2 separate regions of the Homo sapiens genome follow, and region 2 is linked to region 1. Evidence: chromatin loops called from intact Hi-C (ENCODE). Cell type or tissue: mammary epithelial cell. All regions are shown on one strand. Links, peaks and the distances in the headings refer to the core of each region. The heading gives the core; the rest is flanking DNA. Region 1 overlaps LOC105370777 (a long non-coding RNA gene). Region 2 overlaps LOC105370777 (a long non-coding RNA gene).

What was found. A loop is a pair of places that touch in the nucleus more often than their neighbours do. Peaks named below come from ENCODE experiments on the same cell type or tissue, not always from the same donor. Only the 100,000 strongest peaks of a DNase experiment are listed, where the experiment ranks them.
Region 2: a loop joins it to region 1, with 4 times the contacts of the local background. A loop is called at or near these places in 4 of 110 quality-filtered maps.

What each region holds. Positions count from the first base shown.
Region 1 is chr15:39,106,903-39,122,768 of GRCh38, forward strand. All of the region lies in intron 1 of LOC105370777 (a long non-coding RNA gene), which reads right to left. Among named protein-coding and RNA genes, the nearest start is that of LINC02915, 140 kb to the right of the region's middle. In mammary epithelial cell, for the core only: a CTCF peak has its summit at 8,926 (motif pointing left); DNase peaks (open chromatin) are centred at 8,039, 8,349 and 8,979; H3K27ac peaks cover 272 bases.
Region 2 is chr15:38,986,508-39,002,373 of GRCh38, forward strand. The region is part of intron 2 of LOC105370777 (a long non-coding RNA gene); the gene reads right to left. Among named protein-coding and RNA genes, the nearest start is that of LINC02915, 260 kb to the right of the region's middle. In mammary epithelial cell, for the core only: no CTCF peak of the experiment used is centred there; a DNase peak (open chromatin) is centred at 9,834; H3K27ac peaks cover 1,612 bases.

The DNA of each region.
Region 1 (15,866 bases), core at 7,826-10,325:
CAAGTAAACTTCACTGACAGCACCTGAACAATGGGTAGATAGGTTATTAGCTAGGGGGATCAGTAGGAAAGTAAAACTTAATACAATTATTTTAAAATCATTCAGGGCTGACATAAATAGCCTCTCTGCTTTTCATGGTATAGTACGTGCATTGTGCTCTACGTGAAATAAGATCAGATGGTTATTGAAAACATGCGAATCCCTCACAATGTGGTTAGACTAACATATGGTTTCAATAACTAAGTAGTATTTGTTTAACATACAGTGACTTTATTATTAAATGTGGTATGATTATTTAATTTAAATGTCAAATATTGAAACCAGCCCGGCTAAAGATTAACAGCTAATATCTACTTAATGTTAAATATTCAATGAATGCTTTTTAATGTGAAGTCACGAATTAACTATTTCAGTCCTGGAGCTTTTCTTCCAATTTACCTTATTATCTTACAATCCCTATGTGTTAAAAACCTTAGAATCACCAATCCTTAGTATTCCAATGTCCTTACAGAGCTTTCAATTTGTGCCATCTTCCTTGTCTGTATATGAGGAACAGGAGGAGGCCAAGAAGAGTGAGACAACTTATTAGAGATTTTGTTCACAGTTTTCTACTTTCCAGTTTAGCACTTTTCATGATACCATATTGCTTTTCTTATGGAAGGATTACATGAGGATCAGTGGCCTAACATTTCTGAACTAGATTTCTATATGAGGGCAGAGACTATATTTTACTGATGCCTATCCCCAAGACGAGTATGGGGCCAGTACAGATAAATTTTTCCTTCTTTATCTATATTCTCCTGTTTACCCCTCCCTGCCAATATTTCCTCATGGTGGATTCAGCAGCTCTTTGCCAACTCAATGCTCAGGATATGAATTCCATTCTGTGGCTTTAATGCTAAAGAAGAAAATTCTTACATTCAGCCCTCATGTTATCTGCTGGAAGAATGGAACTTAATCCAACTGTCTTGCAGAAGAAGAATGACGGTAAGTCTTGAAAAGTTAAAGTGAGAAGCAAAATCACAGCAGGAGGAGCCATGAGTTATCAACTAATAGCAAGTCAGGATCAAGCAGGAAAGGTTTTATGTATCTAGGCGTGACTGATTTCTGTCAACCAGGCCAAAGGTGGAGGGGCCCACTAAAACTTGAACTGAACCAGATATCTGAAGAATCTGGTAAGTGTTCCATAAATATGAGTCCCCCCCAACTTTCCTCTCTCACTCTTAACCCTCTTTGCTAAATTGGCTGTAGGAATGAGGCTGGCTCAACCATTTTTGGATTGAGTAACCAGAATGGTGACATATCAATGGTTCATTGAGTCATATGAAGAATATATGAAATAACTGGCTGGTTTTTGCCTGAAGAAAAGAATAATTGGTCAAGTATGCCTGTGCATATGTGTGTGTGTGTGTGTGTGTGTGTGTGTGTGTATGCAGGGGCAGGAGGTGGAAAGGGAGCAGAAGAGTTGACAGGAAGTGGGGCATGCTATGTTAAAACTATCTTTACATATTTTCTGTTATGTGGGAGTAGAAACAGGGTATTTCTGTGTAGCTCCAAGTAGATGAATTAGTCCCAACAATAAGAAATACAGGGAAGCTGATTTCTGCTGATGTTAAGAAACATCTTTTCAGCAACCAGAGTTGCCCAGTGGTAGAATGACGGAACCAGCCAAAGTCATGAGCTCCTGGTCTTTGAGAATGTTTGAACAAAATAGACTGAATGGCACAGGGAAGCCCTTCAGTGAAGCGAACTCCGAAGTCTTTTCTGTTTAACTCAGCATTCTGTAGAACTGCCATAAGAGACTTACATTCATTTTTCATGAAGTAATTTTTCACTGCAAATTCCTCAGATGTAATTCTCTTTGGGAAAGAGAGGTAAAGCGCAGAAGTACTTAAGAGAGACAGAAAAAAGAAAGAGAAGGAAATCCTGAGAGTGACTGGCCCAGAACAAGCAGGTGAAGAGTAGACCTTAGTTACTATAGTGGATGAACATGTCACAGTTCTTACATTGATATGAGAGAATAAGGAAGAGCTAGGACAAAGTTCATTCAATCAGGGCATAAACTGAACTGAAGGTAGGAATGTTAGTTGAGGTATGCTTGCACCTTGGAGATCTTATTTAACTTGAACCAAACTGCAACTGCCCACAGCTCTTCCCCTGATCTCTAGGCATTGGCTCGTTCCTCATGCTTCTTTCTGCTCCATGCATGAACATCTTTGTATGCATCATTTCAGGCACGAAGATTAGACTCTTCTCTGGTTTTTACCAAAAATCCACCTTATCTAACCTTTCATGAGTTTAATAACTTTACTAAAGATTTCAATTGTCTGGGCATATTACAATAGACCTGTCACCAATGGCAGGCTGCAAATGGGAGCCAGATAATAAAAGCCTCATATCTATAGTGTTTGGAGACTTGAGACTCATCTCCAGAATTCTCTCCATAGCCCTAGCATAACTGTCAGAAGTTCTGGGTAGGTGATGATTGAGTGTCTCAGTCCACCCTATCTCTAAGAATACTGACACCTAATTTCACTATGAGGACAAGATTTGTACTTTGAATATATAGAAAAGTAAGGTCTGTATGCTCAAAGTTGCATATCATATTGTAAAGAAAAGTTGAGGAAATTAGGAATATGAATAAAAATAACAGTTTATTCTTATTGTGTATTTACTATGTTGTAGGGAGTGTTCCCCGTGTTTACATGCACTCTTCTGGCTCCAAATCCAAATACCTCACCACTACATTACCTATGCAACACGAAGAACATGTTCAAGTAGTTGACAGGTTGACTTACAAAATGGGGGTCAGGCTTGATCTGATCCCTGGTGATATTTTCTGGATACATCTTGTGAGCTTCAGGTAAACAACTTTTGCCACTCCATGAAGATTTTTCTAACAGAGAAAAAAGGTGGAATAGATGACTGAAGGCCAGAGTGAGGTCTCCATCTCAGTACTAGGAGTATTGGGAAGAGAGATGATTACTTTGTCAAACCAGGCCACACTTCTACACTATTGGCAATGATCCTAAGACTACCATGGGAATCACGGAATTTTCACTTATTCCGGAAAATTTAGGAGATGTTTCTTATCAGATTGTCAGAAAATAAACTATAGGTTGGAGATTTTTAATACATCTCTTCTCCATATTTGTGGTTACATATGCCATCAGATTTAGTCAGAGGGTCCCTACCTTCTTCTGCCAGTTGCAACCTATGTGGTAACTGCTAAAGACCTTGGTTCAAATGCAAAACCTCAGACTGACAAGTCTCATTGATGAGGAGGTATGTTTCCTCTACATTGGATGTCAATGTAATTTTATTTCTAATATGCTATGATAGCAGGAGGCAGTTAAATAAAAACCAGACCTGCTGCCTCCTCATCAAGGAAGCACCTCACGCTGAGAGTGAAGGTCCCTTCATGTCTGCTACCTTTATATACATCTTCTCCTGGGCTTAGGGCTCAAGATCAAATCTCTAAATTTGGTAAAATGGAGAATTTTCTTGACTGGCTGGTATCTAACTATTCCATGTCAAGCAGTGATTTCAAGATCAAGGCATTCTGTGTCTATTGTCTGCATGTCCACCACCACCATCCCCAAGCATAGGAAAGAATTACTCATACCTCCCCTTCCTTCAGCACATAAAGCACATCATTTCTTATCCTCTTACCACAAAAGAAAAAAAATGCTCTTCCTACCACCAAGACTGTCTTACAATGGATCATTTAAACAGCACATGCCCTAATCTCTTTCCACTTTATATCAGCTGCCTGCTCTGATTTCTAAGACCATAAGCTCTTGAGATGGAACTGAGGTGATTACTACTTTTTAAGGGTCAAATTAACATATAATATCCTTGTAGGAATAACTTAAATTACAGACTACAAACATTCAACATCCCATCCCGAATCCAAACCAAAGATCCAGAAGGCAATTTTGCCCACCAGGCTCACTGTGCCCACTTCACATGCCCACACATGCTACCAATTAAATAAATGGTACCATGAAAAAAAGTGACTTGGTGCAGGATTTTTTCTATTCCTGTCATAAGGCTCCACTATTGTGGTCAGTTTTGAGTCACACAAGTTTTAGTGCCTTGGAAAACTGTTTTGTAACAAGGAAACCAAGTATAGAATTCTGAGATTGATCCAAAAATTAATATTTCAGAAATAGTTGAAGAAATTGGCAATTAATTTTTTGGAGACCAGAAGTTTTGATGGAGTCAGGACAACTATAGCTAAAAAGTTATTTGCTGTGACTCTGCAGAGCATGATTAAATCAATGGATAGAAGTTCCAGGTGAACTGAAGATCAATTTTGACTTGATATGAATACTTAAAAACAACATTATAACAATTAGAGATGTCCAAAGATGCAATCAACTGTCAAAGAAAATAAAGCATTCCATGTCCCTGCAGGTACAGTTTTCAAGCAGAGAAAGGGTAGTTACATGCTGAGTATTTTGAAGATGAAATGTACATATCAGATAATAATTTGACTAGGTACTCAAGAAGGCTCCATCTACCTATGATTCTATGTCTGAAGAATTTCATAAGATTTACTGTTATAGTCCAAACAGACTGTGAAGATAGAACACCTGGCAACTGACAATATTAGAACTGAAAATGAAGAAAAGAATAGAGGAATTCATAATTGTCTTCTGTAATTTTAATCAGTCAGTCTTCTGTAGAGGCCCTACAGCTTCCAAATCTTAGTCAATCAATCCATTTAGATGCACTGAGTGCCCACTCTATCAGCCCATTCTCACACTGCTATAAAGATATTACCCGGCCAAACTTGGTGGCCCATGCCTGTAATCCCAGCTCTTTGGGAGGCCAGTGCGGGCGGATCACAAGGTCAGGAGTTTGAGACCTGTCTGGCCAACATAGTGAAATCCCGTCTCTACTAAAAATACAAAAAATTAGCGGGGTGTGGTGGTATGCACCTGTAATCCCAGCTGCTCAGGAGGCTGAAGCAGGAGAATGGCATGAACCTGGGAGGTGGAGGTTGAAGTGAGCCAAGATTGTGCCATTGCACTCTCCAGCCCAGGTGATAGTGTGAGACTCTGTCTCAAAAAAAAAAAAATATGTATATATATGTATCAACAAAAGAGGTTTAATTTACTCACAGTTCCACATGGCTGGGGAGGCATCAGGAAACTTACAATCACGCAGAAGTTGTAGGGAAAGCAAGGCACATCTTACCAGGTGGCAGGATAGAGAGAGCCCATGACGGGGGAACTGCCAAACACTTTTAAACGATCTGATCTCATGAGAATTCTCTCACTATCATAAGAACAGCATGGGAGAAATTGCCTCCATGATCCAGTGACATTGCACCAGGTCCCTCCCTCAACATCTGGGGATTACAATTTGAGGTAAGTTTTGGGTGGGGACACAGAGCCAAACCATTACCCATTATGTGCCAAGTACTATGTTATCTGTGAAATATAATATATAGTGAGGAGTGTGACCTACAGTCCTCCAGTACTTATTCTCAAAATGTTTCAAAATTAGTAGTTAGGAAGATATGTAGGTATTAAACATACATAAAATATGCACAAATAGCAATCTAATTTATTTAGGGGTTAATTGGCTGGACTGTGTCCCCACCCCAATCTCATCTCAAATTGTTATCAGAATTGTAGCCCCCATGTATTGGGGGAGGGACCTGGTGGGAGGTGATTAGATTATGAGAGCAGTTTCCCCCATGCTGTTTTCGTGACAGTGAGTGAGTTCTAACGAGATTTGATGGTTTTATAAGTGGCAGTTTCTCATCTCCATCCTGCTGCCTTGTAAAGAAGGTGTCGGCTTCCCCTTCGCCTTCTGCCATGATTGTATGTTTCCTGAAGCTTCCCCAGCCATGTGGAACTGTGAGTCAATTAAACCTCTTTCCTTCACAAATTACCCAGTCTCAGAGAAGTTCTTTATAGCGTGTGAAAATGGACTAACACAAGAGTTAAGGAATATTTCTCTGGGGAAATGACATTTCAGCTGAAACTTGTAGGATAATTAGTACTTCCATAGGGAAAGTCTAAAGGAAGGCTATTCCAGGTAGCAGGGAACAATACATCTGAAGGCCCTGAATCAAAAATAGCTTAGATGTTTGAGAAACAGACAGCAAGTCCTTAAGGCTAGTGCAGTGAAAGAAAATGTTAGAACAGTATGAAGTTGGAGAAATGAGTGAGGGTCAGATCATGCAGGTCATGTAGGCCATGTTAAGGATTCTAAATTTCTATTCTAAATGCAATGGTAAACCACTGAAGGGTTTTACTGGAATGCATCACAGTTTGATATATATATTTTTAAGAATCTCTCTGATGGTTGAATGGAGAAATTACTGGACACAGGGCAAATAGATACAAGGTCTCCAGTTAGCTGGTTATTGCAGAAATCTACATGAGACATGATGGTGGCTTGGACTGAGATAGTGGCAGTGAAAATGGCAGATTCAAAAATCTATTTCAGAGCAGAAATGATATGATCTATTAATGGCTTGTGTGAGGGGTCAAAATGATGACTACTGGGCTTCTTCAAGAGCAACTGGGTCAATAAAGGTACGACTTATTGAAATGGGGAAAGAACATCAAGTGAGCAGTTTGGGGAAGAATAAGTGCTCTGTTTTAGATGTATTTGTTTTAGGATATGCAAGTGGGGATGGCAAGGAGGTTATAACACAAAGAAAAAAGTAAAGGAAAAGATTCAGGAGTATCAACATGGAGAAGTTATTTATTTAAAGCCACACTGGTGGATGAATTCACATAGGAAGAGCATGTAGAAGGATTAAGCCCCAGGCTACTCTGACATTTAGAGAACAGAGGTGAAAGAGACAGAGAAGAAGCCTGAGAAGGAAGGGTCAGAGGGAAAGGAAGAAAGCAGAGGATTTGGTGTCTTAGAAGCCAGTGGGTAGGATGGCTTTAAAAGGATCAAGAGGTCCCTGTTTATGTTAGACAGCTCATGTCATTTGTTCAAACATCAAAGAAGATGAAGATTTTGTGACAGTAAGGGTTTTTTTCCCCCAAGATGGCATATTAGAGGCTTTCAGCGTGACTCAGCCACTTGGAAATAGCAAGATAGTACAAAAAGATAAACTCTGTGAGCTTTAATTCAAGAAGGAAAATGGGAGTCCACTGGAATTGGGAAGGACACCGCAGGTCCTGGAAAGGAGAATGCCAGCAAACAGCCCACATGACAGCGTCAGCTGATAAAAGTAAGTGAAACCCCAGTACACAAGAGAGGCAGAGAGCCTCCCTCTGTGAATCACCTTCCAATCAGGAATAGGAACAACTCAGGCTCACCTTTCCACTGTCTCCTACCAAGCCCTGCAGCTAACTTGGGAGAGGCTTGAAGACTTTGTGAGGAAAAGACACCAGGAAAAGCTGCAGATATTTTTCAAGACCCAAGATTCAAAGCAGGATGCCATTTTTAATCCAGGTGCATACAAAGTCAGCCATTCCTTGGTGTCCTGGCAGTCTGGCTATGCAAGCATTGTAGTTTCAGGCCAGAAATTGAAGCACCTGCTCTGGAGCAGGGTATGGGACATCCACAGCTACAACTGTGGGAAATGCCTCGGAAGTAGACCCTGGAAATATGCTATCCCCCATCCCAAGCCTGGGGCAGGAGTAGAGATACTACAGCTGCAGTTTCTCCTGGGTGGCAACACTTGCAGCAAAGTCCAGCTTGGCAAGCAGGAACTGATCTGCATGTGCCACTGCTGGTGTACGTACCCTGCTTTCCTGAGATTGGGGTACAAAGTGGTGTCCTCTCTTCTCCATCCCCAGAGAAAATAGCAGGTATTCAGAGCACCTGCTTGCCTGGACCAGCAGCCTGAGCTACCCCACCTTTCCTGGACATAGATTGTGGCGCAGTCAGGTTCTCTCTGCTCCACACCTAGCAGATCTGCAGGCATTCAGAGTACTCATTCACCTGCTTCAACAGCCTGAGTCACCCCACCATTTAAGTACATAGATTGTGGTGTAGCAAGGCTATCTCTGCTCCATGACCAAGCAGATCTCCAGACATTTGGAGCACCCATTTTCCTAGTTCAGCAGCTTGAGCTGCTCCACCCTTCCTCAAAATAGATTATGGTGCAGTGGGTCTCTCCCTGCTTCACATGCAGGCAAAAATGCAGGTATCTGGAGCACCCATTTGCCTGGTCCAGCAGCCTGAGCCACCCAACCCTTCCTGGACATAGATTGTAGTATGGGGTGCAGGGGTCCTCTCTGACACTTGTCTAGGCAGGTCTCCAGGCATTCAGAGCACCTACTTGTATAGTCTACCAACCTGAATAGCCCTACCTCTCTTGTGCAGAGACCTTGTGTGGTGAGTCTCTCTTTACTGCATGCCCAAACAGATTTCAAGGCATTCAGAGCACCAGCTTGCCTGAGTCACCATACCCCTCCTGTGCAGATAGCTTGGTGCAGAAGAGCCCTCTCTGCCTCCCACCCAGGCAGATCTTCAGGCATTCAGAGGAACTGTTCACTTGGTTCAACCGTCTGAGTTATCCTACCATTCCTGTGCAGAGATCCTGATGCATGGGCTGGGGAGGCGGGGGGCCCTCTCCACTCCATGCTCAGGCAGATGTCCTGTCACTCAGAGCAACTGCTTTCCTGGTTCAGCAGTCTGAGTCACCCCACTCCTCCTGTGCAAAGATCTTGGTGTTGGGGGACCCTCTCTGCTTCATGCTTAGGCAGATCTCCAGGTAACTGGAGCACCCACCCTCCTGGATTAGAAGTTTAGGCCATTCCCCACCCAGGGGTGCAGAGAACTTGGGGCCAAGGAGGTTTCCCAGCTCCATGTGTAGGCACATCTCTAGGTGCTTCATGGCTGCCCACTGGATTCTCCCTCAGTGCTGGTGCTTGTGCCTGCCATTGAGGGATCTGTAGGCAACCCTGCCTGGTCTGGTCCTACACTTAGTGGGCCCTGCACTCTGGTGGCTAAGCAGGGAGCTCAGATGACTGTGTATTCCATGAATCAGCCCATTGCCTGAGGCAACAGAGAACTTCTGCCAGTAAGGAATAATCAAGTACATACCCAGCCACATTGGCTGCAGCCAGCTCTTACTAATAAATGTCATCTATGGGCTTGTGGGTCAAACTGCACTGCCCAATATAAAACCTGCTGAAAGAAATGCATAGGGCTATAGAAACAACCCAAAAGACCCTATCCAGCATTCTCTATAATCATATCCCCTAGGGAGAGGTGAAAAGGGAAACAGAAAATAATAACATTATATGGAAAGAAATAAAGAAAAAGAAAAATACCCACTCACATGAACATAATTACAAAAATTAAAAATGCCAGAGTCTCCAGATAAAAAGAAATGAGTGCAAGAATTCTGGCACAATGAGAAATCTGAATGTAGTGACATGACCAAAAGATTGCACGAGCTCCCCTGCAATGGTCCCCAATCAAAGCAAAAACTCAGAAATGACAGAATAAGAATTCAAAGCATAGATTAGAAGGAAGCTAAACAAGATCCGAGACAAGGTTGAAAATAAACACAAGGAAACTTATAAAGCAGTCCAAGAAATGAAAGAAGAGATAAACATCTTAAAAAGAAATCAGTCAGAGTGTCTGCAATTGAAGAACTCACTTAAGGAATTTCAAAATACAATTGAAAGCTTTATCAATAGACTGGACCAAGCAGAAGAAAGAATTTCGGAATTTGAAGACCTGTCTTTTGAACTAAACCAGTCAGACAAAGATAAAAAGAAAAGAATTTTAAAAAATGATCAAGTCTTTGAGAAATACAGGATTATGTAAAGTGACAAAACCTATGAATTATTGGCATTTTCAAGAGAGAAGCAGAAAAAGTAAACAACTTTGAAAACATATTCAAGGGAATAATTCAAGAAAACTTCCCTAATCTTTCTAGAGAGGTAGAAATTCAAATACAAAAAATCCGGAGAACACTTATACTATATAAAATGAACATCACCAAGGTATATAGTCACCAGATTGTCCAAGGTCAAAACTGAAGAAAACAATCTTGAAGGCAGCAAGAGAAAAAGGGCGGATCACACAAAATGGGAACCCCATCAGGCTAACAGCAAACTTCCCAGCAGAAAGCTTATAATCCAGGAGAGATTTAAGGCCTATTTTCAGTACTCTTAAAGAGAACAAATTCTAGCCAAGATTTCCATCTCTCTCCAAACCAAGCTTCAAAAGCAAAAAAGAAATAAAATCTTTTCCAGACAAGCATGCATTAAAGGAATTTGTTACCATTAGACCAGCCTTACAAGACATCCTTAAGGGAGTTCCAACCATGGAAACAAAAGAGCAATACCTGCTACCTCAAAGACATATGTAAGCACATAGCCCACAGGCCCTATAAAGCAACTGCGCAATAGAAACTACAAAGTAACCAGCTAACAACCTCAAGATGGATCAAAACATCACATATCAATATAAACTTTGAATGTAAATGGTATAAATGCCCCACTTAAAAGGCATAAAGTGGCAAGTTAGATAAAGAAAGAAAACTTATCCATCTACTGTCTTCAAGAGAGCCATCTCACATGCAACAACACTTATAGGCTTAATGTAAAGGGTTGGAGAAAGATCTACTATATAAATGGAAAAGACAAGAGAGCAGGGGGTCACTATTCTTAGATAAAAGAGACTTTAAAACAACAACATTAAAAAAAAGGATAAAGAAGGACCTTACATAGTGATAAAGGGTTCAAATCAACAAGAAGACATAACTATCCTAAATATATATGCACCCAACATTGGAGCATTGAGATTCATAAAACAAGTACTTCTATACCTGTGAAAAGACTTAGACAGTCACACAATAATAGTGGGGAACTTCAGCACCCCACTGAAAGCATTAGACAGATCATCAAGGCAGAAAACTAACAAAGGAATTCTGCATTTAAACTCGACACCTGATCAATTAAACCCAATAGACATCTACGGAATACTCCACCTATCAACTACAGAATATACATTCTTCTCATCTGCACACAGAATATACTCCAGGATTGACCACATGCTCAGCCATAAAGTCTCAATAAATTCAAAAAATTTGAAAACATACTTTTGAACCACAGTGGAATAAAAATAGAATTCAATACCAAGAAGATCTTTTAAGCCCACACAATTACATGGAAATTAAACAACTTGCTCCTGAATGACTCTGGGGTAAACAAAGAATTCAAGGCAGAAATTTCAAAAAATATTTGAATAAGTGAAAACAGAGACACAACATATCAAAATCTACGGGATGCAGCAAAGGCAGTGTTAAGGGGAAAGTTTATAGCATAAAATGCCTACTTCAAAAAGTTAGATCTCAAAATTAACGATCTAACACCCACCAAGAGGAACTAGAAAAACAAGAACAAACTAACTCCAAAGCTAGCAGAAGAAAAGAACTAAAATTGAGCAGAACTGAATGAAATTGAGACCCAAAGATTTATACAAAGATTCCACAAAACCAAAAATTTGTTCTTTGCAAGGATAAAAATGATCAACAGACTGTTAGCTAGATTAACAAAAAAGACAGAAGATCCAAATAAGCACAATCAGAAATGACAAGCATGACAGTACAACTGATCCTACAGAAATACAAAGGATCCTCAGAGACTATTTTGAACACCTCTGTGCACACAAACTAGAAACTGTAGAGGAAATGGATAAATTCCTGGAAAAAATCTCCCAAGATTGAATCAGGAAGAAACTGAAACACTGAACAGGGCAATATCAAATTCCAAAATTAAATGAGTAATAAAAAGGCTACTAACCATAAAAGGCCCAGATCCGGTGAATTCACAGCCAAATTCTAACAGACATACAAAGAAGAGCTGGTACAAACACTGCTGAAAGGATTCCAAAAAAATCAGGAGGAGAGGTTTTTCCCTGACTCATTTTATGAAGTCAGCATCGCCCTCACAATAAAACCTGGCAAAGACAGAACAAAAAAAGAAAACTACAGGCCAATATCCCTGATGAACATACACACAAAAATCCAGAAGAAAACACTAGTAAACTGAATCCCACAGCACATCAAAAAGTTAATTCGCCAGGATCAAGTAGGCTTTATTCCTGGGATACAAGTTTAGTTCAACATAGAAAAATCAATAAATGTGATTAACCACATAAATAGAATTTTTGAAAACTATATAATAATCTCAGTAGATGTAGAAAAATATTTTGATAAAATCCAACATCCTTCTTGTTAAAACCCTCAAGAATCTAGGTATCAAAGAAACATACCTCAAAATAATAAGAGTCATCTATGAGAAACACACAGTCAACATCATACTGAACAGGCAAAAGCTAGACTCATTCTCTATGAGAACTGGAATAAGACAAGGATGCCCACTCTCACCACTTCTATTCAGCATAGTACTTGAATGTCCTAGCCTAGCCAGAGCAATCAGGCAAGAGAAAGAAATAAAAGACGTCCACATAGGAAAAGGAGAAGTCAAACTATCTTTCTTCACGGACAATATTATTCTATAACCAGAAAACTCTAAATACTCTGCCAAAAAGTCCTTAGAACAGATAAATAATTTCAGTAAAGTTTCGGTATTCAAAATCAGTATACAAAAGTCAGTAACATTTCTATACACCAATAACATTCAAGCTGAGAGCCAAATTAAGAATGCAATTTCAGTTACAATAGCAACAACAGCAACAAGAACAAAATACCTAGGAATACATCTTATCATGGAGGTGAAAGATGTCTACAAGGAGGACTACAAAACACTGCTAAAAGAAATGATAGATGATACAAACAAATGGAAAAACATTCTATACTCATCGATTTGAAGAATCAATATAGTTATAGTGGCCATACAGCCACTACTGCAATCTGCCACTACTGCCATACTGCAATCTACAGATTCAATGCTATTCCTATCAAACTACCAATGTCATTTTTCATGGAATTGGAAAAAACTATTTTAAAATTCATACAGAACAAAAAAGAGCCCAAATAGCCAAAGCAATCCTAAGCAAATACATTATGCAATCTTAAACAATAGAATAAGGCTAGAGTAACCAAAACAGCACGGTATTGATACAACAACAGACACATAAACCAATGTAACAGAATAGAGAACCCAGAAATAAAGCCTCACACCTATAGCCATCTAAGCTTTGACAAGGTTGACAAAAATAAGCAGTGGGGAAAGGAGTTCATATTCAATAAATGGTGCTGAGATAGCTGGCTAGCCATGTGCAGAAGAATGAAACTGGATCCCTACCTTTCATCATATACAAAAATTAAGTCAAGATGAATTAAAGATTTAAATATAAGACATCAAACTATAAGAATCCTAGAAGAACGCCCAATAAACACCATTCTGGAAACTTGCCCTGGAATAGAATTTATGGCTAAGTCTGGAAATGCAACTGCAACAAAAACAAAAATTGACAAATGAGACCTAATTAAACTAAAGAGCTTCGGCATAGCAAAAGAAACTATTAACGGAGTAAACAGACAACCTATGGAATGTGAGAAAATATTTACAAACTACGCATCTGACAAAGATCTAATATCCAGAATCTATAAGGAACTTAAACAAATTTACAAGAGAAAAACAACCCCACTAAAAAGTGGGCAAAGAACATTAACAGACATTTCTCAAAAGAAGACATATAACCTGCCAACAAACATGTGAAAAAAATGCTCCACATCACTAATCGTTAGAGCAATGCAAATCAAAACCACAATGAGATACTATCTCACACCAGGCAGAATAGCTATTATCAAAAAGTCAAAAAACAACAGATATTGGTGATGCTGTGGAGAAAGGGAACACTGTTGGTGGGAATGTAAATTAGTTCAGCCACTGTGGAAAGCAGTTTGGAGATTTCTAAAAGAACTTAAAAACGGAAATCTCATTCAACCTAGCAATCTCATTACTGGATATATACACACACGAAAAACAAATTGTTCTGCCAATAAGACACATGCACTTGCATGTTCATCACAGCACTATTCAGCATAGCAAAGACATGGAATTAACCTAGGTGTCCATCAGTGCTAGACCGGATAAAGAAAATGTGGGATATACATCCCCATAGAATATTATGCATATGCAGCCATAAAAAATAATGAAATCATGCCCTTTGCAGCAACATGGATGCAGCTGGAGCCATTATCCTAAGCAAATTAACACAGGAACAGAAAACCAATCACCACATGTTCTCACTTGTAAGTGGGAGTTAAACACTGGGTACTCAAGGACAGAAAGATGGCAACAGTAGACACAAGGGACTACTAGAGGTGGAAGGGGGAGGGCAAATGTTGAAAAACGAACTGTTGGCTGCTACGCTCCATACTGTGTTCATTTGTACCCCGAACCTCAGCATCCTGCACTGTACCCAGGTAACAAACCTGCACATGTACCCCCTGAAGCTAAAATAAAATTGAAAAAAAAAAGCAACTACAAAAATAGATTATTGGTGATGTGGTAGATGTAGAAGCCAGACTGGGTTGTAATGAATGAGGTTGAATAGTTTTATTTCAGAATCTCAACTTTTCTCCTGCCTCTATGCTTATCTTAGCTGACATTCCTAGCTACAAAACCTAAAGCAAAATCTCATGTGCTATCCCGTTATTAAGGAGCAGGGGGAAATGGAGAGTGTAGCACAGAGGAAAGAGGAGCAACAATGAGGATGTCCTTATGCAAGCTGGTCACTGCTTGGTAACAAGCATCACTGATTGCTTGAATTTAAACAGCTCTAGCAGAGAGACTTTCTGAGAACAGTCTGCCTAGGAGGCAGAAGAGAGAAAAGTCTATTCCACCTTCAAGGGACCTCAGTCTGCTTCAAAGATACCGGGCACTTCCAGGGAGCATCTTTAAGTTCTGCAGGAAAAAGCCAAGGAAGCCAAAGCCCAGAAAAGCAGCTTGGTCAGCGTGCAGTAGCAGTGTCTATCCACCAGCTTGCCTCACACATGGGGCATCTTGACATTTAGTAGGGTGAGGGTGGCAGTGACAACCTGACTCCACAGTCATAGAAACAGCACAGAGCTAGGCAATTGTGCAGATGGAGACAGGGAGGCAGGAAGCACATTCACTGTGTACAGTATAGCATCCCACTCTGGGCCCATGGTTCTACCCGTGAACATGGATGTGCTCTTTGATCAGATCTACTCTTCTTTCTGTGTGCTTCAGCCATGGACATTCATGGCAAAGGAATTATTCTCTTTGCTAAAACAGAGATGCCCAGCTATACCCTATGAGAGCGGGTAATGGGTCAGCCATATACATCATGCTGCCACTAATGAGGAAAGAATCTCCCTCTCAGGAATAATTCTCTTGCGTCCAGACCCCAGAGAAGGCAAATACTTCATCCTCTCACTCCCATTTCAGAAATCATACTTTCTAACATACTGTCTGAGGAGGTACTTTATGAGGCTCCCAAACAATTTTTTTCGAGGGTGGTAAAGTTTGCAGAGAAATTGTATTCCAGGTGGGGCTCTTTGTAAGAGATGTGTACCTGGAGCTTAGTTTCATTTTATATACACATCATCCCGACTTCATCCTACTTACTACAATCTCAGTTTTTCAATTTCGTAAGAAACAGCCTACCATGGGAGAAAGAAAACTTAGAGTTTCAGGACCTGGGGGAGTTCTAGGCCTACCTCTTATTTGCTCTGTGTTTCTGGTGAAATTTCTTAAACTCTCAGGCCCATTCTCTATCTGCCTGTAACACTTTTACAGCCCCAGGTAAGTTCTGTGTGAAGTTTACACGTATATTCTTATGATTAGAGCCTCCCAAAGTGTGTGAGCTGGGGCAGTAGCATGTGGGAATATATGGTTGGAAAGATAAAGGGTGGCTACATAGATAGTCTGATTAAGATTAGCCTATTAAAGGAAAGCTCTACAAGATTAGGAAGGTATGCTTAT
Region 2 (15,866 bases), core at 8,823-11,322, 120 kb before region 1:
ACATTTCATAATGTCAAGCTGCTTACTCCACAGACACACATTTTCTATAGTTTGTTCCGTGGAACACTGTCTTGGAAGTTACTCCACAAAGAAGAGTTTGATATCTAAACTGATTTGGGAATCCCCTATATCCCAGAGCTTCCTCTTGAAGATTGACAGTTCTTACTAGCATAAGAAAAGCACCAACACACACACACACACAAGAGAAGAGACATGCTTAACTCAGAACTCCCTGTACATTTCTCCTTTAGGAGCCTAAAGCTAGTGACCTGCAGTATACACTAAGAAAAGTTAAGATCAGTGCTGTCCAACAAAACTTTATGCAGTGTTGGAAATGTTTTATACCTGTGCTGTGCAATATGGTAGCTAGTAGGCACATGCAGCCACAGAGCACTTTAAATGTGGCCAGTATGATTGGGGAACATCATCTTTAACTTTATTAATTTTAATTACTTTAAACAGCCACACATGGCCAATGGCTACCATATTGGGCTGTGCAGCTCTAGATTATTAAATGTAATTCTTTTAGAGAGTCTTTTAATATAAACTTAAATTGTACACTATTTGGCATGGGGAGAAAAGCGGGACACGTTGGGAAGTTTTGAGAGAGTTATCAAAAGTTCAACCGATGCTATTATTTTTGAAAGTTCTAGCACCTGAAAATGCCTTTCCAAAATCTTTGGAAGTCTTTTAGTTTCAAAAAGTGGATCTGTCTCAACACGTGTATAACTCTTTAACATAATTGCACTTCCATTGCTCTGGGTAAATTAGGTATCCTGCTCTAAGCCTTCAGGCTGTGATGCAGACACCAAGCTATACTCAGATGAGACTCACATCTGACAGTCCAGGGGATCCCTGGACGTACTGCCAGGCAAAGACATTGTTAAATGACTTGACATACAGTAATTCTAAAATATTCGTTATCAAAGGTTTCTTTCCTCAAAGTTTCTGTTTTACTTCTATATTTATTTTGGCTAAAATATGTCTTTCTGGTTTTTATATTACGAATAACATTAACCCAGCTAAATATTTTCAGGTTAAATAGAATCAGTGGTGATCCTGGGAAGGCTGTAAAAATGGCAGTTTTTATTTTGTTTATTCCTTTTCTTACGATGTTTGGCTTTTGATGTCTTCAGAAGGCTTTAGAACACATCCAAATTTTTCACATATTGACTCATTTTTAACTTTTTCTGCAGATGTCCTGAGCCCCCGATGCCTCCCTCCAAGGGCTTCATGCTTTTGTAGCTCCAGCTTCACTTACTGTTCACAGAGCATTTCTGTTTGTCCTACAGATAGAAAAGGTCCTGGAACAAGGGTCACACCAAGAGAGAAAAGAGTGGCGTCTCCAACCCTAGTAATGGCTAAGCTCCCATCTCTTCCACTAAAAGTGTCTCAGGAAGAGCTGGCTGTATGGCAAAGAAGATGGGTATTTCTATATGAATCAATTGCCTTGAATAACCTCAAGAGAAGAGCTGCAGACTTTCTCCATTCCATAAATGTATAGAAATTATGATCAATAGAAATTGAGAACTGCAGCCTTCAACGAGAAACCCTCTGAAAGACTATGTATTCATTAGACATCCTTTTATTTACTTTGTGGTTTAGGTAAGTAAGGTCAACGTAACTTCAGAAATAACACTAACCCTTCAAGGCTGAATCAAAATTTATGGTAGGCAACCACAAACGAAAAGCCTGATTTGCTTTCACTGAGTTTAGCTGGTTAGACCCTGGTATTCTCAGGAATAACTAAAATGTTTCATTGCCTCATAGGCAAACTTGTAACTCCTCTGGTTGGATCAGAAAATGAATCCATATATGGATTCAATTAGATATTACTGCTGATAATTGTTAGCAAGACTTTCTTCATTTTCCTCCTAATAAGAACATGCTTACTATTGCATAAATTAGAATCTGGCTCTATTGTTGGGGAGGAGCAGCAAAAACTGAATAGATCAGCTTAGTTTGGAGTCTGAGTCAGGATTTTCACTCATACTCATACACTTACTAGAAATAAAATCAAGTCTCAGTCCATTAACTGCCTGTAAAATCTTACATTAGAAAGTAGGGTGGTGTGTATTGTATATGCACGGATAAATGTTGCTTTATTTATGTAAGCCTTAGCCCGGAAAAGTAGCCCTTGAGGAGAAGTAAAGATGAATTTCAAGGCGCTACCAAAATAATGGTTCATAGCATCATTATCATTTTCTCAAATCCTTGGAAATCTTTTCTGTAGAAACTCTCATGGCTGCTACATAAGATCAGAATTTAGGTAACTGGTTTCTCTGAACTTAAGAAAAACCATTCTAGGTCAGCCGAATAGTCCAAATGGTCAATACTTTATTTGGCATTTCTCAGACGGTGAAATCTACGGATAGATTGGTTGCTGTCTTAAAACATTGTGTTGTCCAAATCCCTCAGCAGTCTGGTAAGGTGTACCGTCTGTGAATTCAGCTCAACTTTTATGTTACCCTGTGCTGTGGTCAGAATGTTTCCCCTGAAGTTCATATAGTAAAATCTTATCACTCAAGGTGATGGTATTAAAAGGTAGGGTCTTTGGAGAGTTATCAGATCATGATGGCAGAGCCCTCATCAATAGGATTACTGCCCTATAAAAGAGGCCTAAGGAAGCTTGTTTGACCCTTCCGTCATGTGAGGACACAGCTCAAAGGCACCATCTATGAACCAGAGATCAAGCCCTCTCTAGACAACAAATCTGCCAGTGCCTTTATCTTAGACTTTCTAGCCTCCAAAATTGGGAGAACAAAAATCCTGTTGTTTATGAGCTACCTAATTTATAGTATCTTGAAGTTGTGGACCAGTGTCTTTTCAATGTTTTTGACCATGATCCAGAGTAAAAAACATCACAATCCCATACTTCCACACAAATAAAAAAAAGTTTCATAATTCTACCTACATGTGAGTCACTGGATATTTCCTATGCTATGCTATGCTATGCTATGCTATGCTATGCTATGCTATGCTATGCTATGCTATGCTATGCTATGCTATGCTATGCTATTCCCTACCATATTTCACTTTTAAATGCTTATCTCTACTCACAAAATGGCTTTCAAATTCACTAATGGGTTGGGATCTGCAGTTTGAAAAACACTGTAGTATGTATTCTTAAGTACCTGTCTATGTATAGGAGACATATCTGAGTTTGAGGTATAGGCATAGATTAAAAATCAGTATATAGGTAGTAAGTGGACAAAATGGGCTGGGGAGAGACTATAAAGTGAGAAGAGTAGAAGGCCAACAGTGTAGTTCTGGGGAAATGGCATGGAGGAAGCTCATGCCAGAGGAGAGTGTGCTATAGAAGCAATTGAATAGATTGTTTTGACAAAGAAGGAATAATGTTCAATGCTGCTAGGCAGTCAAAATAATCAATGCAGTTTCCATTAGATTAAGGATGTCTAAGTCACTGATCACCTTTGTGTAAGAAATGTCAGGGTGTTAAGGGGAAATATTAGATTTCTGTAGGTTGAAGAAAGAGTAGGAAGTGAGGAAATAGAAATAGAGACGGACAACTCCTTTAAGAAACTTGTCTCTGAAATAAAGGACTTATGTCAGTAGTATCTGGAGAAGAAAATAAGTGGTGGGATGGAAATACTATACTGTACCTTCTCTTATTTGTCATAATACTCTCTATTTCAAGGTCAGCACTAGCTAGGGCTAGCTCTAGGATTACAGAATTAAATGAGTAAATCCACATTGGCTTGATGCATTCTCTCTTGTGTGGTTATGTGGCCTTTCATTCTCGGTGTTTTTATGAACACACATACACACATATATATATACACACATATCTATATGTTAATATAGAAACTATATATATGTAGATGACCTATCTATCTAGCCCCTCTACTCTGAAGAGAACATATTTAGAAGAGTATATCAGCAAAGTTTCTAGGTTGATCCATATGCAGATACCCTAAAGTGCCCCTGGGATACCCCTAGCTATCACAGAATACTGGAGCTTTTGCTGAAGAATGCCCTAGTATAAGACATATAATACCACCAAGGGCTGCAAGTCTTCCTTCTGATATGATTCAAACCGTAGGCTATAGATGTAATTTCTTTCAGTGGCAGAAAAGTTATTCAAAGCTTTATTTGAACATGCCTTGGGTTTCAGCTTTAGGAGGTACAGAGTGAGAAAGTGAATATATTTCAGTTTCAAAATCTAGTTATCAACTATGTCAAGACACATAATTGCTCTATATTTAAATTACTGCCAATGATTAGCAATAACCTACAATCTCCTTGACATTTCTGTTAAGTATATTCTATGGTTTCTAAATAAAACCTACCAACCTTAGGACACATAGGTCAAGGAAATTTTATAATAAGGTCTCAATGATAAGATTATTTGCTCTAGAATCCAGCAGCCAGCTGAGCAGAGTACATATGTCAAACTATTTCCTCCCATTGGCCTTTGGTTAAGGATGGAGTGTTTTGTTTATAAGATACTTTGGGCTTTAAGGAGAACTATAGAACTATATCTGTTCTAAACTAGAAGTTGTTATAAATCATGATCTTCATTTTACATTGCTTAATTAATAGTGTGAGAGATTTAAGAGACATAGGTAGTTGTTGCTATTGAAAGTAAACTCTGACCATTTCCTAATTTCTTCTTTTCTGATTCTTCTCAAAATATTCACACTTTTTAAATATGGAAAGGTATTTTATACACAGAAAAGGCACTGTGTCAGACAAAGGGTCTGGTGCCTCAGCTTCGCAGCTCTTCCTAGAAATCCAAGATTGTTTTTTTTCCTAGGACTAGGAAGCCAAAAGTGTCACACGGTCAAAAATGCTTCCATCTACTGGTGAAACTCAGGAATACACTAACATTTCCCTGCCTGAAATGGTTAGTTGAGGACACAAAGCAACCCAAAGCGAGCGGAGCTTGGCCATGGAGCTCAGAAATTCAAAATAGTCAGTTCTTGCTGATGGTGAAGGTAAGTTCCAATCAACAAGCAGGCTATTCAGAGAGATGAAAGGAGGAGCAGGGGGTAAGATTAGAACTCTGGTTCCCCAAGGCTCTGTTCATGTATTCTCTCAAGGCCTTAAACCAGAAATGGAATGGCTCCAGAGGTCAACTGACCTTTTGCCTAATGTCCCCTAGTTGGGTCAGTTGCTCCCTCACAGTCAGTCACTTTAATTCATTCCTGTGGGTGAAAATACATGACTGTTTCCCTTTCTAACAGTCACAGAGGGTTGACTTGCCATGGTGAGCAGTCGCCAGATAGGACAATGGAATTCATCTCATTCCTGTGATGACTTTAGATATGAAATGCCAGGCTGCTTGGCCTAGGGGAAGGTGCTGTAAGTTATAGGCACTAAAGCCAACTCTCCCAGCCCCCTCTGCTCCTTTTGACAGTCTCCCTCTTGGGCTGTGATCTGGCTGAATTAATTCATAGCTGCCAGTTATGAGGACTTTATCTGCATTGTTAGCATTCCTTCTAACCTGCAGCCTCTGTTCATTTAATGATTATCTGATGGGGATTGATATTAAGTGAAGAGGAATGTTCAAATCACGCTGCCTTTGGCAAGTGGGAACTAAAATAACAGAATTTCAGTTTAGGAGGGAAATATTTGCTCACTAATATGAAATTTTTCTTAGTAGGATTGTGGAATGGAAGGGAAAATTCCAGAAAAATATTCTGGCAAAGCGGACTTGAATGGATGGTTCTCCAGTACTTTATTTATTTGGCCAAAAGATGAGGAAAAAAAGCAAAAAAGGAGGCAAAGAATAGGTAATATAGGAATAAACTTCTCCTAGCCATTTTTGGCCATTTTAGGCAAATATTCTCTACTTAGTCTCACTATTAAACTCAATTATACAATGTATTTGCATTAAACTAATTTTAGCAAGCGATAGTAAGAGTTTTTAGAAGACTCAGCTTTCAAAGAGGAGTTTTCTTAATGGACATATTTTTAAACAGATTTCTTGAATTCATAGCTTTCTCTCCAGAATCTCTGACAGGTGAGAGAGCCTCTGAAAGAATTGTATGGAAAGGAACAAAGCTCACACAAAGAATTTATCAATTTAGCGAATGCAGTTATGACTGCAGCTGACTTTCTTCAAAATGACATACTGCATGAGCACATAGACTCAAAAGCATCCTTTTCTACTGAAGGCCTACAGCAGGCTCACAGGCAGTAAGCAAGACAAAAAAGAAACTCAGGGGGACCAATGAGATTCCAAAGGGCAAAACTCCCAAGCGTCCTTCAGAGAGAGAGGTCAATTTCACAATAACTCAAAATATATTTATATCACGCTAAGCTGACAGCTGAGGCATTTACACTTTGTCTTTTCACAGGGCATGTAAGTAACTGTGGAAAGGCTTAAGTTTCCCTGCCTTAAATACGTTTCCAACATACTTGTGAAACACTCACCATGATAAGTCATGCCCATTTTAAAGTAAATCTAATCTATGTATATAAAAAATTATGGTGGTTCTTTCAGTGTCTTATGAAAAATGGGAAAGGGACCGGGCTGAGTTAGTGCTTTTTTTCTCGTCTTTGAAGGCAGATAGAACTTGAGAAGTCAATTACTACTGAGAGTGAAAGCCTAGAGACTGATGAAAGAACTCAGCACCCAATAGCCTTCCTTGAAGCTTCACTGAGCACTAGTGTGTTGGTGGGCTGGCCTGAGCCATGAGTGTCATTTGAGAAAGAGCAAAACTCTAATAATCAAACAGTAAGAGAGGAAAGGACATGAACCTTGGCCATGGCTGCCAGTTTTACCACTGAGGATACCCATCCCTTTCCCTGTGTTTCTGCCTGCCTGGGACCTCTCTGCATGTTACTTGAATTGCTCTCCCTATCATGTTCTTCTTTGGTTCATGCCTTTTATCTTGTCAGAGTTGCGAAGACTTTCTGATGAAGACATGCTCACCAACCGAGAAAAGTCCTTCCCAGGTCCGTGGAACAGAAAGAACTGAGCAGGAGGGCAGGGCTGGCTGGCGAGCCAAATGTTGTCATAGATGTGGGGCTGGAGAGGCTGAGCACTCCATCAGCAGCTGGAACCTTTGCTTTCTAACTACAGACTTTTAGAGAGCAGAAACCTCTCTCAAAGGTGGTGTCAGACAAGTGAGAGGTCCCTAGGGGACGCCTTTGGCAGCACCTTTAGATGAGATTGGATTTGCTTATTTACCTATCTCAGAGCCCTCTGGACTGGGGCCTCCTTTATGGCAGAGAAGCAGAGAACTTGTTCTATTTGATTTAAGGCCCCCATTTGCCAGAGAAGCAAGAAATCCAATCTCAGTCACAGTTCACAGCTTGGCCCTTCGTTTCCAGAGCTGCCTTGAAATTTAGGGGCTTAAGTACTGCTCTGAAAATAGAGAAAGAGTTCTTAGCCCTCCAAACAAGATGATTGCTATGTAAATGGTCTTTGTCTAAACCCTGTGGTCTATTTAGAGTGGGTATGTTCATTTGATGAGGTCACATAATATACTGGTTAAGAGGACAGCTTCTGTGGCCAAATGAACCAAGCATGAAATCGACACTTTCTAGCTGCGTGGGAAAATTCCCCAGCTTCTCTGTGCCTCAGTTTCCTCTTGCATAAAACAATACCCCTCTCACAGGGCTGTTGTGTGGATTAACAGTGTTAAAGCATGCACAAGGATTACAACAGTGTCCAGAACACTGTAAGAGCCCTGTCAATGTTACTGCCTCTTGCTGTCTGAGCATCTTTAGTTGTGCTCTGAAAACTGCTCCTCCTGGTGATGCCCTCCGGGCTTCCATGTGCCATTCCTTTGGAACCCCTGTCACCCCTCAAAGCATTTCATATGTACACCATAGGAATAGGAAGAAGGTACCAATCCTGTCACGCTATAGCTGATGGCCCCCTTCCTATCCACTCCCCTAAACCCCTAAAGTACACAGCTCTCCCAGATCAAACACACACACCAGCACTTTTTCCTCTGGGAAGGCCAGTACTCCCTCTCTACTCTCAGTAGCAGCCTCTGTCATTTGTCCTTTACTTGCCAAACAAAAGCCTATTCATTTATTTGTTGGAGGTGGGGGATCGGCTTCAGGAAAGCTTGCATCACTGTATTTATTAAAGATTGCACAGCCCAAATGCAGATAAAGCTTCTCAGAGTAGGAGAAGAAAAAACACTACTCTTCCTTCTGAGTCTTCTATGGTAGTGAAGGAAATGACAGACTAAGATGAGAATATTTTGCTCCACTATGTTTGTGTGTATCATCTGGCTCTCCTACTAGATTGTAAGCTCCATATAGTCAGTGAATTTAGCTGCAGAACTTCTTCTGTATTTCACATTTATTAAATAAATTTAAATGAATGAATAAATAAATCTGAATAGGGATTTTATTTATTAGGTGTGAAAGTTTATTCTTTTTACTTTCTCACTCTTTCCTTTCAACAGCAAAGGTATGCTGTTCAATGTTTAATAACCAGCTCTTCATGGAGACGGGGAAGTCCTGATCTGCAGAACTTGCCAATTTCTTTGGTGTGAATATTCCTGTTATAGGTGATTGCAAGTGAGTAGCTCACAAAATTCCTGGAGATTTAATAATTGGCTCTAACATGCAGTTACAGAATAGCTCCAGCATACCACTAAAAATAGGTATTAAATTTGTTTTATATATTATAGGGAAGATCCAGTATTCTTTAACATAAATTGAAACTATAATACAAATTCAATGGCTATTCTTCTAATTATATGACTACATGTATACACAAATAAATGAACAGGTGTGCAGAAAGAAGTTAATGTAGCAGGCCTGAGACTGATATCCAGAAAAAAAAAAAAAAAAGGCTTACAAGGTTGGCCCGTGACTGGCTTTGGGGAACTTACATTCTAGAAGGTTTCCCACTATTCCCAAAACTCCACGTGGAATCTCTTCTCCTCTGTATTATCACAGTATATTGATATACTTTCATTATGGAACTTAATACATTGCCGTATTTCCAGGTCCCCTTAGCAATCCCCATTTTCACCCCCAGTTCCAAGACAACGAGCTTCCCAAGGGCAAAAGCCACTGCTGTTCTTTTTGTGATTGTAGTGGGAAATAGAAGGCCCAGCACCTACTAGGGCATTGGGTTCTCTAAATAGATTGTATTGCATGGGGCAGGGACATTTTAGGTCATGAGAGAGGTTGACTATGGTGTGAAAAATGAAAGACTATTTAGATGGAGGGCCAATTCTGAAGCTTTGTTGACAGTGAAGACAGAAACAGATATCCCTGTCCCTTCTCCTGTCTCTTATCCATACTGTGTTCTGGTGAATGGGTTATGGGACATCTATGTGCCCTTTCCTCATTGTGTTTCCAATGTCTACTGTGCTATGGATATCTGAAGGGCCTCCAATGTGCTTGATCTTTCATAGCACCCCAGGTGGCTGCTCAACTTTCCCAATTCCCATCATATGGAAGGCAGCAGAGCAGAAAGGTTGGGACAGAAACAATACTAATTAAAGGTCATTGGAGAAAGGGTTCCTTCATTAGGAGATGACTTCAAGGAATCAACAGGGAAGACATGAAGTCTCTAATTCTATGAAATTCAAGTCTCTAATTCTATGAAATTCCAGACTTCCCCTTGTTGGCTATTGTTTTCCCATGTTTCATTAAAACTGGTTTCAACACTTCAGTAACATGGAATTTGAAGGCTTGTCTTCCATTTTCACTCAGTCAGGCATGCCTAGCATTTTACTGGTAGACTGAAGGAATGCAGGTCACCCAAACAGGACAGATGACTGGAATAATTTGAAATCATGCCTAGTCTTTTTTTTTTCTTCTCTCTTAGCTCATGTACAGAAATGTTGGAAGCTTATTAACTTCTGGTAAGAATAGTTAACAGCAAGGATGAGAGAAATGAAGCATTCAGATGATTAATATAAAATGGTATCAAAACAATGGGTTACTCATTGCATTTTTTCATTTCCCAATGATGAAAAGCCACTTCCGTTCCTCCAGCTTTGGAGCGAACATAATATAAGCACAAATGAATTGAGTGGGAGAAAGTTTTATGACCTTTATTATTTGGCCCAAGTTCACAGCAATGTCTGAAGAGAATGCCAGGAAATCTCTGTTTAGACTAATTTGCAGAAGAAACTACTGTTAGGGAATGATAGCTGTGTATTTATTTATTGAATTCGTCTCTTGGACATAAACATACTGTCTACTAACCTATTTACATGTTTAATTAAACACATTTTCCATCAGATTAAAATGAGAACAGGAAACTACCTCTCAATGGGTTTATGTGGAGTGTCAGCCACATGCCAGACCCTGCACTAGAAACCCTGGTTGCACAGTGGTTAACAGAACAGACTTGGTCCTTGCCCTTGTGAAGCTTATAGTTTTGTGGGAGAGAGAAATTAAACAAGAAAACAATTAAATGAATAATCACAGATTATGATGTACAATAAAGGCAGTGGGTGCCAGGAAGAAGAACTTATATTTGGTGATGAGAGACCACCTCTCTGAAGAAGGTACATTTAATCTGAGGCCTTAAGGATAAGGAAGAGTCAGCTGGGAATAACAAATGTCTATTTGTGGGAATAAACAAGGAGGGGACGTGCACACAGGCAGAGTGAACAGCGTGTATGTGGATTTGAGGCAAGAAATACCTTGCAGAGATATGGAACTGAAAGACTGTAAATATGGTTGGAGCATACTGAAGAAGGGGAGAATGGTATATGACATCCTCTACAGTAGCTAGCCCAGTCCCCTCAGCACGCTAGGGTTCAATACATCTAGGGTTCAATACATTTTTGTTGATAATGAATAAAGTTCCTAAAAAAATTTTAAGGTTAACTTGTGCCCCAAGTTATGATCTCATCCCCAGTCATTCTAACATCTCTTCCAAGAATAGAAACTATTGGGGAGAGGGCACACAGCCTCCTGGGATAGACATACACTAATGTGGACGCTGAATTTTATGCAACAGAAATAAAATACTGCCAGTGAGTTGTGAATTTGCCTATTGGATTAAGAAGCTTAATTCAATGGAGTTTAATTGGGACAGATTGGTTGGTGATAGTTGGTAGCAGGGAGCTGGAGTGTTTAGCCAAGAACTACAAAAATCTTAACACTCTTTTTGCTATGGCCTCATCAATAACTGTGTCCCTCAGCTTAAATCCAAAGCAAATGGAGTTGATGGGGTGGAAAAAAATTATTTTGTACTCTATCAGTGTGGACCTAAATCACTGACATTTTCCAGTCATGTAAACTTTAAACCAGGAAAAATGAATCCAACTCATGAGGGCATCCAGATTGTATTTCAGCTACGCACAAAATGAAGAATGGGTAGACTACCAAGGAAACAAGTAGCATAGGGTATAGTGCCATGATTCAGTTTCAAATGAAATTCATATTGAGATAAAGACAAATAATTGAGCCAAGTTCTGAACTTATTTCCAACTCTCCCAGACTGGAAGTGCTCAAGAATATACGACCAGCAAAAAAATTCATTAACAGATTCTTTACCTTCTTGAGCACTCTTTTATCATCCTGGAGATTTACTGGAATGAGTTGACTCAATGTAAATTAGAAACATATGGATTAAATATCTCAAAGTCACCAGATGTGATGGAGATTTTGACAAACTAAAAGATCACTGAAAGGTATTTGGAAGTGTTTTCATAATCCAAAAACCACCAGGTTGGCCCATCTTTAAAAATGAAGTTATGACCTTGTAAACATTATAATAGTTCTCATGTTTTTATGTTTAATAACACATTCTGTCATCACTGCTCATAACATATAATTATTTGGGTGTAAAACTGAATATGCAGATGTAAAAATGGTAGAAGGGTGTCCAATGGAGTAGTACTTTTCTAACAGACTATCCTAAGATTCCATGGATAATGGTAAATCAAGAAGTCAGTTAGTGTCATACCTGACAGGGTTCTCATTAGCAAAACCAAAATTTACTCTAGTTAGTTTAAACAGAAAAGAACTTTGCCAAAGGAAATTAGGATGCTCACCAGTTTTCTTAGAGAGCCAGAGAACCAAAGTAGGGGCTATACAACTAGGAATGGTACCCAAGCCACACATCAAGGCCTGCTGCAGCCCAGACCTTCCAGATTGCAGTGAAGATGCTGGTGACTACAAGACACAAAGTTTTTCATTCTTTGCATCAAAAGGCTGGTACCTCTTCTGCCTTGCTTACTGAAAGACAGACTCTGCATACTCTCTTTTCACATGAATCAATTACAAAAGACTTTCATGAATGTATCTGATTGGCAGAACTCAATTTACTACATCCCTTGTGATGCACCTAGAAGGTAATCTAGGGGAGAGAGTCTGGCTCTTCTTGGACAAAAGGAATATACAAGGTGGGAATTTCTCCATTAATAGCAATGTTGTGCATAAGATGCTGGATGGCCACAACAAGGAGAATATTCTTTACAATTTATATTTTGTAATAATACAAGATTATAAAGGACACTTCACAATCTTGTTTTGCTATGCAACTAATGATACAGTTATTTTATATATGCTTGTATTTTTCTTCATGGCTATTTTTATTACTTATATTAGAGACTCTCGCTTAGCAGTCCAACACATTTCCTATGTGAAACCCAAGTGAAAATCAGAAAGTAAGAACTCCTAAAAATGGGGGTGATGTGGGTTTAAGCATACCTGAAACATGCATATGATTTACATGACTGTACTTTAGGCATTCTACTCAGAGCCCATTGATGCGTTTTCTTTTGACAATTTATTCTGTGTTATGTTCCCTCACTAGGAGCAAAGTTTCAAGAATAGTTCAATAGACAACCATACACTTTTCACATGGATCAATCTCTCTTGCTTCAAAGAGTCCAGGCCAGTTGTTTATCAGAATATCCCACATTTTGAATTTATATGGTTTCCTCATGACTAGATTTAGAATAAATACATTCGGAGGAAATGTTACATAGATGATGAGGTAGTCTCAGTCATTTCTAAAATAAGGCAAATGATATTAATTGTCCCTTTACTAATAATATTAAGTTAAAACATTTGGTAAGTTGGTAGACTTGAAATGTCTTCTTGGGGTGGAACTAAGATGGCTGAATAGAGGCAGCTCCACTCTGCAGCTCCCACAAAGAAGGACAAAACTGAGTGAACTCTGCATCTTCAATTGAAGTACCAAAGTTCTTTTTATAGGAACTGACTAGGTGGTTGGCGTGACCCACAGAGAGCAAGCAAAAACAGAGTAGAGCAAGACCCCACCTGGGGGCTGCATGCAGCAAAGGCAACTCCCTCCCCCAGCCAAGGGAGACGGTGAGGGATTGTGCTTCCCCTCCCTGAAAACCAGGGCTTTCCCAGGGATCCTTGCAACCTGTGGATTAGGAGGCCCCTCCTGAGCCTACACTACCAGAGCCTTGGGTCCAAAGCACAAGGCTGTGAAGAATCATGGCAGCTGCTCCGGTGGGCTGTTCCTGTGGGTGGCCATTTTGAGCAGGCACTGACACAGGAGTATTTACATACTCCAGCTCTGGGAACTCCCATGAGGCAAGAGATCCATCCACTCTCGTGGGGAGGGGGCTGAAGCCAGGGAGACAGGTAGCATCGCTCCTATGGAACTCCACAAGCTAAAACCCACTGGCTTGGCATCACTGTCTGTCAGCACAGTGGACTACAAACTGCCTAAGAAGACGGAGTTCCCCAGGGAATAGGCGGCCACCATCACTGCGGCTCCAGTCGCCACTTTCCCTTAGATGGGGCAGGACCCGGATCCAGTCCTCCTCGGTGGGCGGGGCCTCCCTGTGGGAATCTCACCATCATCTCCAGCCAGGAGTTTATGGACAGAACACTGATAACCACCAGAGGAAATCCTAGGAGGAGGGGTGGCTGCAGTATCCTGGATCAGTGATCTTAGTCTTTTCTGCCTGCTCCTCTGGAGAGTCAGGGCAGCCCAGACAAGGGGGACTCCCCCCAGCACAGCACACCTGCCCTCCCAAGGGGCAGACAGACTACTTATTTAAGCAGGTCTCTGACCCTGCTCCCCCTGACTGAGACCTCCCAACAGGAGTCTCCAGACACCTCATACAGGAGCATTCCGGCTGGCATCAGGCCAGTACCCCTCTGGGACAGAGCTCCCAGAGGAAGGGGCAGGCTGCCATCTTTGCTGGTCTGCAGCCTCCACTGGTGATATCTTCAGGAACGAGAGACCAGGGTGAATAAGGGCTGGAGTGGACCCCAAGCAAACCACAGCAGCCCTACAGAAGAGGGACCTGACTACTAAAAGAAAAACAGAAAGCAACAATATCCACAAAAAAGAAACCACAAAAACCCCATCCAAAAGTCAGCAGCCTCAAAGATCAAAGGTAGATAAACCCATGAAGGTGAGGAAGAATCAATGCAAAAACACAAAAATGCTGAAAACTCAAAAAGCCAGAGTGCCTCCTCTCCTCTAAAACGTCACAGCACATCTCTAGCAAGGGCACAGAACTGGGCTGAGATGGATGAATTGACAGAAGTAGGCTTCAGAAGATGGGAAATAACAAACTTTGCTGAACTAAAGGATTATGTTCTAACTCACTACAAAGAAGCTAAGAACCATGATAAAACATTACAGGAGCTATTAACCAGAATTATCAGTGTAGAGAGGAAAATAAATGATCTAAAGGAGCTGAAAAACACAACATGAGAATTTCATAATGCAAACACAGGTATCAATAGCCAAATAGACCAAGCAGAAGAAAGGATATCAGAGCTTGAAGACAATCTTGCTGAAATAAGACAGGCAGACAAGATTAGAGAAAAAGGAATGAAAAGGAACAAACAAAACCTTCAAGAACTATGGGATTATGTTACAAGACTGAACCTAAGACTGACAGAGGTACCTGAAAAAGATGAGGAGAACAGAATCAAGTTGGAAAATACACTTCAGGATATCATCCAGGAGAACTTCCCCAACCTAGCAAGACAGGCCAACATTCAAATTCAAGAAATCCAGAGAACCCCAGTAAGATACTCCATGAGAAGATCAACTCCAAGACACATAATTGTCAGATTCTCCAAAGTCAAAATGAAGGAAAAAAAATGTGTGGGGCAGCCAGAGAAAAAGGCCAGGTCACCTAAAAAGGAAAGCCCATCAGAAAAACAACAGATTTCTCAGCAGAAACTTTACAAGCCAGAAGAGATTGGGGACAATTTTCAACAGTCTTAAAGAATTTCCTGAAGATGCTTATCAGCTTAAGGAGATTTTGGGCTGAGACAATGGGGTTTTCTAGATATACAATCATGTCATCTGCAAACAGGGACAATTTGACTTCCTCTTTTCCTAATTGAATACCCTTTATTTCCTTCTCCTGCCTAATTGCCCTGGCCAGAACTTCCAACACTATGTTGAATAGGAGTGGTGAGAGAGGGCATCCCTGTCTTGTGCCAGTTTTCAAAGGGAATGCTTCCAGTTTTTGCCCATTCAGTATGATATTGGCTGTGGGTTTGTCATAGATAGCTCTTATTATTTTGAGATACGTCCCATCAATACCTAATTTATTGAGAGTTTTTAGCATAAAGCGTTGAATTTTGTCAAAGGCCTTTTCTGCATCTACTGAGATAATCATGTGGTTTTTGTCTTTGGTTCTGTTTATATGCTGGATTACATTTATTGATTTGCATATATTGAACCAGCCTTGTATCCCAGGGATGAAGCCCACTTGACCATGGTGGATAAGCTTTTTGGTGTGCTGCTGGATTCAGTTTGCCAGTATTTTATTGAGGATTTTTGCATCAATGTTCATCAAGGAACACCATGGAATACAATGCAGCCATAAAAAATGATGAGTTCATGTCCTTTGCAGGGACATGGATGAAACTGGAAATCATCATTCTCAGTAAACTATCGCAAGGACAAAAAACCAAACACTGCATATTCTCACTCATAGGTGGGAATTGAA